Linked DNA regions of Homo sapiens: region 1 is linked to region 2. A link is an interaction called in ENCODE POLR2A ChIA-PET data of the cell type or tissue named here. Cell type or tissue: K562. All regions are shown on one strand. Links, peaks and the distances in the headings refer to the core of each region. The heading gives the core; the rest is flanking DNA.

The links. Peaks named below come from ENCODE experiments on the same cell type or tissue, not always from the same donor. Only the 100,000 strongest peaks of a DNase experiment are listed, where the experiment ranks them.
Region 1: POLR2A ChIA-PET joins it to region 2 with 5 read pairs; 3 of 35 experiments call an interaction of 5 or more read pairs at or near these places.

The regions. Positions count from the first base shown.
Region 1 is chr22:39,623,315-39,628,677 of GRCh38, forward strand. The region is part of intron 4 of CACNA1I (calcium voltage-gated channel subunit alpha1 I); the gene reads left to right. Among named protein-coding and RNA genes, the nearest start is that of CACNA1I, 55 kb to the left of the region's middle. RefSeq lists enhancers at 2,890-3,184, 3,608-4,157, 4,158-4,706. In K562, for the core only: no CTCF peak of the experiment used is centred there; DNase peaks (open chromatin) are centred at 2,487 and 3,047.
Region 2 is chr22:39,968,195-39,973,557 of GRCh38, forward strand. It overlaps GRAP2 (GRB2 related adaptor protein 2), which reads left to right. Exons shown (of 8, transcript NM_004810.4): 6 at 1-78; 7 at 1,217-1,339; 8 at 2,711-5,363. The coding sequence ends at 2,890. Among named protein-coding and RNA genes, the nearest start is that of TMA7B, 10 kb to the left of the region's middle. In K562, for the core only: no CTCF peak of the experiment used is centred there; no DNase peak of the experiment used is centred there.

The DNA of each region.
Region 1 (5,363 bases), core at 929-4,928, 340 kb before region 2:
TACATGGGAGAGTGTGTGTGCATGTGACAATGTGTGCATCTGAGGATGTGTGTGCACAAGTGAGCAAATGTGAAAGCCTGCACACGTGAATGGGCACATGTAAGGGTGTGTACATGTGAGAGTGCGTGCCTATGAAAGTGTGTGTGTTGTGAGGGTGTGTGCTGTGTCTGCCTGGGAGGGTGTCTGTGTATGCCTATGAATATGTTCATGCCTGAGCATATGTGTGCTTGTGTGTGTGTGCCTGTGAGGGTGTGTGTGCCTGTGAGAGTGTTTGCTGTGATGTGTGTGTGCCTGTGAGGGTGTGTGTGCCTGTGTGTGTGTGTGCCTGTGTGTGTATGTGTGCTGCGAGGGGGTATGCCTGTGAGGGGTGTGTGGCTGTGAGGGTGTGTGTGCTGTGAGGAGGTGTGTTATGAAAGTATGCGTGCCTGTGAACATGCGTGTGTCTATGAGCCTATGTGTGCCTGTGGGGGTGTGTATGTCTGTGAAAGGGTGTGTACGTGTCAAGAGTGTGTGTGTGCCTCTGAGCGTGTGTGCGTCCATAAAGGGGTGTGCCTGTGAGGGTGTGTGTGTGTGAAGTGTGTGTGTGCGCCTGTGAGGGTGTATGTGTGACGTGTTTGTGTGTGTGCCTGTGAGGGTGTGTGTGAAAGGGTGTGTATGTGTCAAGGGTGTGTGTGCGCCTCTGAACGTGCGTGTGTCCATGAAGGGGTGTGCCTGTGAGGGTATGTGTGTGAAGTGCATGTGTGTGCCTGTGAGGGTGTGTTTGTGAGAGCGCGTGTGTGAAGAGTGTGTATGTCTCTGTGAGGGTGTGTGTATGAAGAGTGTGTGTGTAGCGAGCATGTGTGTGCCTGTGAGGGTGTGTGTGTGTGAAGAGCGTGCGTGCGCCTTGCACGTGTGTGTGGGCGCCTGTGCCTCTCCCTCCAGGTCCTCTTTGCTCCTCCTGGTTCCTCTCCTGCTGTGTGGGGAGTTCATTAAGCTGCTCCCCGGAGGTGGAGGACACTCCCGGTCCCCAGCACCAGCCTGCCCTGGCCTCTGGGAAGGCAGGGATTGACCCTGTGCCCAACATCCCCCTGCGCTCCAATTACAGAGGAGCTCCGAGCGGGCTCCGAGCCTTTCCTCAGGGTCTCCTCCTGCTAGTGGCCACCGCTGGGCAGTTGGGGGAGTGTCGGCTTCCCGCCCCTGAGCCTGATTCCGCTTCTCAGAGGACAGCCTGGTTCTCTCAGAACCAGCACTGGGGAGTTACTGGGAGCACTGGCCCTCCAGCAGCTGGTGTTCCCCTGGAAGGGCCCTGCAGATACTCACAGGCGATTCTGCGGGAGCCGCAGGCTGTTGGAGCACGTGGGGCTTAAAGTCCATTGGTCTAACCCTCATTTCGCGGGACAGACAGTTTTGTCCTCAGGTGCCAGGTCCCCTGCCCAGAGCCACCAGGGGATTAGTGACTTGAGGTGGGGAAGGGGTGGCTCAGGCTCTCAGAAGTGCTTCCTAGAGAGATTTCATAGTTGCCTGGTTTTTTTATTTTCTTTTTTTTAAAATATGATTTTCCTGCAGACATTTCTCCTACTTATGGTTTGAGCTGCTTCTGCCCTGGGACACAGTCTTTTTTTTTTTTTTTTTTGAGACAGCATCTAGCCCTGTCACCCAGGCTGGAGTGCAGTGGCATGATCTTGGCTCACTGCAACCTCCACCTCCCGGTTCAAGAGATTCTCCTGCCTCAGTCTCCCGAGTAGCTGGGATTACAGGTGCCCACCACCACGTCCAGCTAATTTTTGTATTTTTAGTAGAGACGGGGTTTCACTGTGTTGGCCAGGCTGGTCTCCAACTCCTGACCTTGTGATCCACCCGTCTCGGTCTCCCAAAGTGCTGGGATTACAAGCGTGAGCCACCGTGCCCAGCCGGGACACAGTCTTTTCAACAGTAGCCCGTAGCTTTTAGTCTCATTTCTAGAGGGCAAGCTAGAGAGCTGGTGATGGGCGCAGTCAAATGACGGGTTATTAATTGCAAAGCCATGAGGAGTGGGCTGGTTGCCTGCGGTTTAAAAATACAGCAAAGGCTGCAAAGCTCCAGCATGAACAACCAGGAAGATGCAAGTGTGGGTCAGAGAATAAAAGTTCTGGTCTTAGCTCTGCCATATGCCTGCTGTGTGACCTGAGAAGTCCCTTGGCATCTCTGGGCCTCGGTTTCCCTACTCGTACAAACAAAGCAGGAGGATAAACTGGATTAAATACGTGGCTCTCAACTTTGTCCAGGATGAGCGGGGGACATGGACATCATGGTGCTGCTTACAGAATCGTATAAAATACATGTCTCTCCACCCCACCCCTGCAGGTCCTTGTTCAGGCCACTCAGCCTCTGATGGATAAAGAGAGGAAGACAGCAGAGAGGTGGTTGGGGAGGGAGGAAGGAAGCGCCAAATTAGGAGTTGGGAGTCTGGGTTCTGGTTCCTCTCTGTGTGACCTTTCCTAAGTCACCGCCTCTCTCTGGGCCTTGGCAAGATGGGGCTGAATTATCTCTAAATGTGCCCCCGCCCCACCCCACCCCCAGCCTGTACATCTCTCAAGGCACTGCCTTGCTTCCTTAAGCATACTGCCTGAGTCATTTACATATGAAAAGTGCTGTTTTCTCCAGTAAGAAACGAGGGCAGTCACTGCCAAGGCCTGGCCAGAGAGGTGATAGTTCCCCCGACCCAGGCTGTGGCGCAGGGGCGAGGCAGACCCTGGGGAGCTCAGGGGCAGCCCTGAGCCCGAGCTCACAGTCCCTGACAATGCTGTGGGGAAGGCTGCCATCCCCTCGGCTGCACAACCAGCTGGAGGTTTGCTCTGTGCTGTCAGGCCAGGTTCTGGTCCCAGGGCCTCCACCCACTGGCTGTGGGACCCTGAGTAAGCCACGTGCCTCTCCGTGCCTCTATTTCCCCAGCTCTCAAGAGAAGTTAATAATACCCATGTCCATCTGGTTAGGAAGGCTGAAATGCCACCGTGGGTGTAGAGAGCTGCGTGCACAGCCTCGTGTGCCTACGCGATCCGCAGGTGCTGCTGCTAGATAAGGTGCTGGGAGTAGTGAGGGTGGACGTAGAGTGTCAGGGACGTCTTCTCAGGGGCTGGTTTTGGAAGACACTCATCAGCTGAGGGTTGGAGAGGGTGTGCCTGGCAGATAGATTGGCATGTGCAAAGGTGGAGTGGAGGTGTCATCCTGGGCTGGGCATCGTGTGGGTGGGCAGGGGACTGCGTGGCGGGAAAAGGAGAGGGTTGTTCACATCTTCTAGGGAGTTAATTATAATCATAAGTGGCTAAAGTTTTTTTTTTTCTTTGAGACGGAGTCTTGCTCTGTTGCCAGGCTGGAGTGCAGTGGCGTGATCTCGGCTCACTGCAACCTCCGCCTCCTGGGTTCAAGCGATTCTCCTGCCTCAGCCTCCTGAGTAGCTGGGACTACAGGCGTGTGCCACCACACCCAGCTAATTTTTGTATTTTTAGTAGAGACGGGGTTTCACCATGTTGGCCAGGATGGTCTTGATCTCTGGACCTTGAGATCCGCCTGATAAGTGGCTAAAGTTTATCAAGTGCTTGTGACAAGCTCATCACAGTGCTTTACATGGGCAGTGTCATTTCATCTTCACTACAGCTTTAGGAAGTTAGTGGCATTGTGACACCTACTTTCTAGATGGGGAAGCAGGCAGAGGGGTTGACTAGTCTGCCCAAGACCACACAGCTGGCTGGGGACAGAGCTAGGGTTTGAACCCGTGTTCACCTGACCCTACAGCTTTTCACTCTGTGTCAGTATCTCCTTTCCGTTCTTTTAGCGTGTAGGCGCCAGACACCCACTCCCGTCCCCAGTGTCTGCAGGACATCAGGAAACACCCCTGCCCACTTCCAGGGTCAAAGGAGAGAGGTCCCGTGGGCTGCAGTGACACCTCGAGGCCCTCTCTCCTTCCATCTCCCCCCTCAGCCTGGTCTGCTCCAGACCTCTGAGTGCCTTTCACTGTTGGGGTGCACAGGTCTCGTGGTGCTGATCCCCTTTCGGGCTGAAGCCACGAGGCAGGCGGGGGGCCAGGGCAGAGGAGGGAGAGCATCAGCCGCACAGTCTGCAGGATCCTGTGCAGACGCCCCTGTGGACAGCGCCCCGAACGGCACACACATCTCTGAAAGGGGGCCGGGCAGGATGGCACTGTGGTTAGTGCACAGCGGGTGCCAACCCTCACGCCCCAGGCCAAGCCCTTTCCTGCCCAGGTGCCTGCCCAACCAGGGTCATGGTCAGGCCAGCCCTGCTGAAGAGGGGCGAGGAAGGCCTCAGGATTCCTTCTTGGAAGGGCCTTGGGGGGCATTTGTTGGACAGTTCTGAGAGATGCACCTTGAAATAGTTGGCGTGGAAGTGTCGGCATTTTCGCCTGAAGCATGTGTTTACTCTCGGCTTGGGGAGAGCAGAAGGAAAGCTACTGGGCTGTCAGCCCCCACCAGGCCACACCTTGGACTTCAGGGCTGTCTGTTTTAGGCACCCACAAGGGGCTCCCACTTCATCCTGAGGGAGAAAGGCCTGACAGCCCCCATGGGGAAGGAAGAGAGGGAAGGAGGGAGAGAAATGGGGAGATGAAATGAGGGGGGCCAGTTTCCCCAGGGCTGCTCCCTTCCTGGAAGAGGTGGGGCTGGGTGGGTGGGAGAACATCTGGCCAGAGCATCTGGCGAGCGCTGGATTTGGGAACAGGAAAGAGCAGCCTGGACCCTGCAGGGAGAAGTGCTTGGGGGTGGGGCAGGGCAAAGGCAGTGCCTCCCTCTCCCCCTCCCTCAGGTCGAGTTCTGCATTCTGTTCTACAAATCCGGAGGGAGGGAGTGTCCTGGACAGGCCACCAGATCAAAGGACTGGGCCACTGTGTGGATTAACTGACTCATGGATCGATTCCATCATTCATCCAAAGTAAAATCCACCGGGGGTTCTCTGGGCGAGACCCTGGCCAGATGTGGGGCCAAGATCAGGCACAGCCCCTTCCCCAAAGGCTGACAGCTGCAGGCCAGTGGGACGCCTGATCTGATCGGGGCAGGGGCTGATGGGAAAGGGTGCCTACCTGGTCTAGGAGGAGGCTTCCCAGAGGAGGGGGTGGTAGGACACTTGAAGGATGCCTAGGAGTGGTTTGGGGCACAGCAGGTGGGGGGACCTTCAGTGAGACAGCCGGGCCAGCCCCCGAGGGTGTGAGCGCAGCCAGCTCTGGGAGGGACCTGAGGCCTCTCCTGGGATGGGGGAAGTGAGCTGCTGGCTGGCTGAGGTTGGCTTCCTTTCTCAGCAGTGGGCACCAAGGCCCTCCACCAGCCCACAGGCCCCTCCCTGGCTGGGCCTTGGGCCGGCAGCTGTGACCCCGGCAAGCTGGCTGTCTGCTGCCTGGC
Region 2 (5,363 bases), core at 776-4,775:
CCGCAATATGCCCCAGCGCCCCAGCAGCTGCAGCAGCCCCCACAGCAGCGATATCTGCAGCACCACCATTTCCACCAGGTATCTGGAAAGAAGGCAGTGGGCACAGTACGGTGGAAAGGAGAACCTGCCTCCCCTCCAGGCCTGGCCCAGCCTCTTGAGTTCTCAGAGAGTTCATGATGAAGACCCTGGACCCCCCCAAATGGCAGAAATAGGGAAACTGTTCTTGGCAAAGACATCTCTATGAATTAAATGGCTCCCACCTGAACACACACACACACACACACACTGTCTCACACACACACACACACTTAAACTCACACACACACACACTTCCCCTGAGGACCCAGTAAACAATTGCTTCATTTTCCTATCAGCACAATTCCAAATCTATTCATGCCCCTTAGCCCATCTGGCTGTCAGATCCACAAGAGAAAAAGGCTTAATACCCACAACAGAGCCTTGTTTATTACTTATTTATCTCCCTCCACCCTTGTTCCCGATGGGATTTCAGGCGGCTTACTGAGATGGACAATACGGCCAGATAACATCATTCCTGAATTCCTTAGCAGGGCACACAAAGTCCTTTGTGAGCTGCCAGAATCTATTTCCCCAGCCTCGTCCCTGCTGCCTCCCTGCCAACTCCCCGTGCAAACACACATTCCAGCAACCCCCCACGCTGCCTTAGTTACCCGAATGGTCCATTGCGTTTCCTCTCATGCCTTTGTGGCGTTTTATATGCTGATCTCTCTGCCTGATGAGCCCCTCCCTGGGCAGTCCTACCCCTCTAAGCTGGAGTTCAAGCATGACCTCCTCTGTGAAGCCTTCCTTGATTTCCCGGGCAGATACAGACATTTCTTCTCTCTGCTCACTTACCACTTAAATGTGCATGGTTCCCCCTCTAAATGGAAGCTCCATGAAGCCAGAGACCTTCTCTTTCCAGCTATATTTCCCTTGTGTCTGCTACTGGAAACATGGTAGGTGCCTGATAAATATTTCTTGACTGAATAAATAAAACCTGCCTTTGCCTTCTTTGCCTTCAGAATCTAAGGTGCCTTTAGACCTTAGGTCCTCCTCAACGTGGAGGGTTTATTGTCATTATCAGTAAGTATTCCTGGAATATACCGGCTCTGTGGATGGCATCTGAGCAAGGCACTGGGGGAACCGGTGGGAGATGTCCTGGCAGTGGGGTGACCAGTCTTCTGTTGTATGTTTCTAGGAACGCCGAGGAGGCAGCCTTGACATAAATGATGGGCATTGTGGCACCGGCTTGGGCAGTGAAATGAATGCGGCCCTCATGCATCGGAGACACACAGACCCAGTGCAGCTCCAGGCGGCAGGGGTATGGGAACTGTCCTTCTCTGGGATCCCTGGGGAAAGGCCTTGGGACAGAGGTCAATGGAGGAGATGAGGCAGGAGAGACTCAAACCACACAGATCTGGCTGGGCACGGTGGCTCACACCTGTAATCCCAACACTTTGGGAGGCCAAGGCAGGTGGATCACCTGAGGTCAGGAGTTCGAGACCAGCCTGGCCAACATGGTGAAACCTCACGTCTACTAAAAATACAAAAATTAGCCAGGCATGGTGGCAGATGCCAGTAATCCCAGCTACTTGGGAGGCTGAGGCAGGAGAATTGCTTGAACCCAGGAGGCAGAGGTTGCAGTGAGCCGAGATTGCGCCATTTTACTCCATCCTGGGCAACAAGAGCGAAACTCCGTCTCAAAAAACAAAACAAAACAAAACAAAAATGCACACACAGATCAACGAGAGGTGATGGAATGTTTGGGGAGGCCTGGGGCTGAGCCAGCACCGTCCAGTCTGTTGATCTCAGTCTGGTGCCAGGCCTTCCCTGTTCTCATAGTTCTCAGTTCTAGTTCTTTATCATCTTTATCATAGTCCTTTACCATTGCCTTTATCATTGCATCTTTTTTTTGTTTTTTGAGACAGGGTCTCACTCTGTCTCCCAGGCTCAAGTGCAGTGGCACAATCATGGCTCACTGCAGATTCAAACTCCTAGGCTCAAGCGATCCTCCTGCCTCTGCTTCCCAAGTAGCTAGGTATATTATTTGTAGCGATAAGCTCTTGCTATATTGCCCAGGCTGGTCTGGAACTCCTGGGCTCAAGCAATCCTCCTACCTCAGCCTCCCACAGTGCTGGGATTACAGGCATGAGCCACCGTGCCTGGCCTGTGATCCATCTTGACTTGTGACTTGATTGCCCTAACACCAAGGGCTGTTGTTTGGGGCATGTTGCCCTTCTGTTTGTCACTCAAGATAAAAATACCACCTATTGATGTGGAGAGAGTGGTTCTCAGGGAGTCTATTGGGGCTTTGGACAATAACATCTGTTGGTAAAAGTCCTGGGTCTCCAGAGTGACGCTGGTGCGTTCTGGGAACTTCTTGCTCAGGCCTGTGCATAGGTATCTGATTTAAATTGCAGCAGGGTAGCCGGGCATGGTGGCTCACACCTGTAGTTCCAGCTACTTGGGAGGCCAAGGCAGGAGGACTTCTTGAGGCCAAGGGTTCAAAACCAGCCTGAGCAACATAGCAAGACCCCATCTCTACAAAAAAAGTTTTTTTAAGCTGCAGAGGGGTCAGCCTTCAGGGAATGTTGCTCTCAAAGACTTGGATGTGGTGGGAGGAGCCAGCAGACCCTCCCCTGCCTGCCCAGCCCACAGCTCAGCAGAGCCTCTTCTGTGCTTCCCCCAACAGCGAGTGCGGTGGGCCCGGGCGCTGTATGACTTTGAGGCCCTGGAGGATGACGAGCTGGGGTTCCACAGCGGGGAGGTGGTGGAGGTCCTGGATAGCTCCAACCCATCCTGGTGGACCGGCCGCCTGCACAACAAGCTGGGCCTCTTCCCTGCCAACTACGTGGCACCCATGACCCGATAAACTCTTCAGGGGACAGAAGCTTTTTGTCTGGAGCTGCCCACAAGAAAGAGGGCAAGGAAAAAAGGCTGGACTCCATGACTATATATACATACATCTATCTACATCTGCCTGTGTACACACACAACTTTTTATACTAGTAATTTATTGGCAATTGGGCTGGTAATTAGTTGATGCAAAAGGGAACTCAGGTGGAGAATAATATTGACACTTGCTTTTCTGCCCCCCTCAGGGGTGTGTGGAAGGCAGTGGGGGAGTTGGGAGGGGGGCAGGGAAATGAAATGGAGTTTTGTCCTGGCCTTCAGCTGTCACTGCTTCCTCCTTGTCTTGGGAATTTTCACGGAGAACAGCTAAGCAGAGACCACACCTCGGCACTGGACACAGAACAACAGGGTGGGGTTGAACTTGGTGGGGCACGTTCTAGCTGACCTGCAAGCCCCGCTCACCTGGAGGGCTTGCAGAGCAGCTCTCCTCCTGTTCTCCAAGGGGTGGGCACTGTTGCATTAGGAATTAAGGTGCAGCCCAGTGCTGCGGGCAGCCAAGCGAGTCTGAGCGGGGATGTGAAGGCAGGACGGGGTTGGAGAGACCCTGCCTGTGCAAGGCTGGCCTCCTAGTCAACACCTAGCTGAGACATTCATCTCTGTTCAAATTAATATTCCTTGGGTCTTTCAAATGAATGTTTCAATGTGAGGAGCGAAGTACTGGGAAATCGAGGGATTTTCCACAATCCCCAAGCAGCTTACTCAGTGGAACCTCTGTTTCCCCAGCTATGAAGGAAATAGCATCCTACATTCCGTAAAGTGCTTGAAGAAGCTCTAGCTGAGAATGCTGAATTTTACAGTCATTGTTTTATGGTTACAAGGGTATGTCTTCAGGGCTCTGTTCATTTTCCCTCTTGATTTTCTCTTTTGAAGATGCCTTGCCCAGTGGCATGGAAAGAAGCCCACTTGATGATAGGAGCCTGACTATGAATTGATTGACTAAACATGACCCCAGGTGGAAGCTGGCTTTGACACCAGCTTCCTGTTCAGTCTGACCACTGCTGTCCTCCTGCTGCCCAAGAGTTGCACCTGGAGCAAGGAACCCCACCATGGCTGTCGCTCTCCATCCCATCACGCTAGAATCATGTGTCCAAGGGCTCACTCTGGAGGTGCACAGCACAGGTCAGCCTGGCCAGGGGCGAAGGAGACAGTAGAGAGGAAGCTCAGGGCCTTAGGGGAGGCCGGGTGCAAACCCGTTCTGCACCAAGTGCACTCGGAGTTTGTGGGTATGGGTGTGTACCCCTGCAGGTGTGCACATGTGTGCTTGCACGCACATATTTGTGCACTCCTGTGTGTATACATGTGTGCTTGTGTATGCATATGTGTGCATTCCTGCATGTGTGGACATGTGCGTGCATGCATCTGTGTGTCTGTGTGTGTGCTGAGACAGGAAAGGGGGTGAAAGTGTTGGTGAGGGAGCCTGGAAGTTTTCTCTTCCCCAACCTCTCTTGCTCTAAGGAGGGATGGGGTTGGGGGCAGCCGTTATTGAAGGTGATCGGAGAAGAAAGATTTTCTGACTCAGAAGTGACTGCCAGTGTAGCACAAGCAGTGTCCCTTGTGACTGTGATTCTACAGTTCTCTGATCCTCATGTTTCCTTTAGAGGAAAGAGGAAAAAAGGAACTCTGTGGTGGGTATTGGGAGGGAAAAGAAAATAGCCTGGTGGAGGCAGGAGGGAGTCGAGTGTGAGTAAGGAGCACCTGCAGCTTTTGGAAGTGAAAGCAGAGAGAGGGAAAGGTAGCTAAGACATCCAGGAGGATCAAGGGGCAGCGTGAGAGGCACAGGGGGAGGAAAGGGAGAGGGTGAGTGGGGCCAGGGAAGAGAACGGTGTGGAGTTGGTGGGCAGATGGTGCAGGAGGAGGGCTGGGCAGTGGGGAGAGGAAGAATCAGAGCAGAGAAACCGCTGCTGCGGAAGGCAGGGAGCAAAGAAGCATAAGGAAAAGAACAGGAGAAAGAACAAAGGCAGAGAAGACCTCCTCAGCTATTTTGGTGCTAGGTAATGTGAAATGCTGCAGTAAATAAAAGCCATAAGTAATGTTTGATTTTACAGTATTTACAAACCATATGCTTTAAACAGCCCACAAACTCCATCCAGTTGTCTGATGATGTGGGAGGACCAGCTCTAGTTAGACGGAGGTATGTGATTCGATTCTGGTGGAGACTTTGTGCCTTGAAAGGCTTCTCAGGAAAGCAGTAATAAAACAAAGTGTCCTTGTTTGGCCAGGCCGTGTCTGGTGTCTGCGTTGCATACCCCTCAGGTAGAGAGTGAGAACGAGACCAGGGGGTGACAGGGGTCATCGGCCTGCAGGAGCTGACCCCGTAGGCAGGCGGTATGAGCAGAGCTTTCAGAACCCCTGGAGCTCGGTGTTCTGTTGTAGCAAAAGCTACTGAAGAGTATTTTGTACTGAGATGCCAAAGCATCTTTCCCTTGCTCATC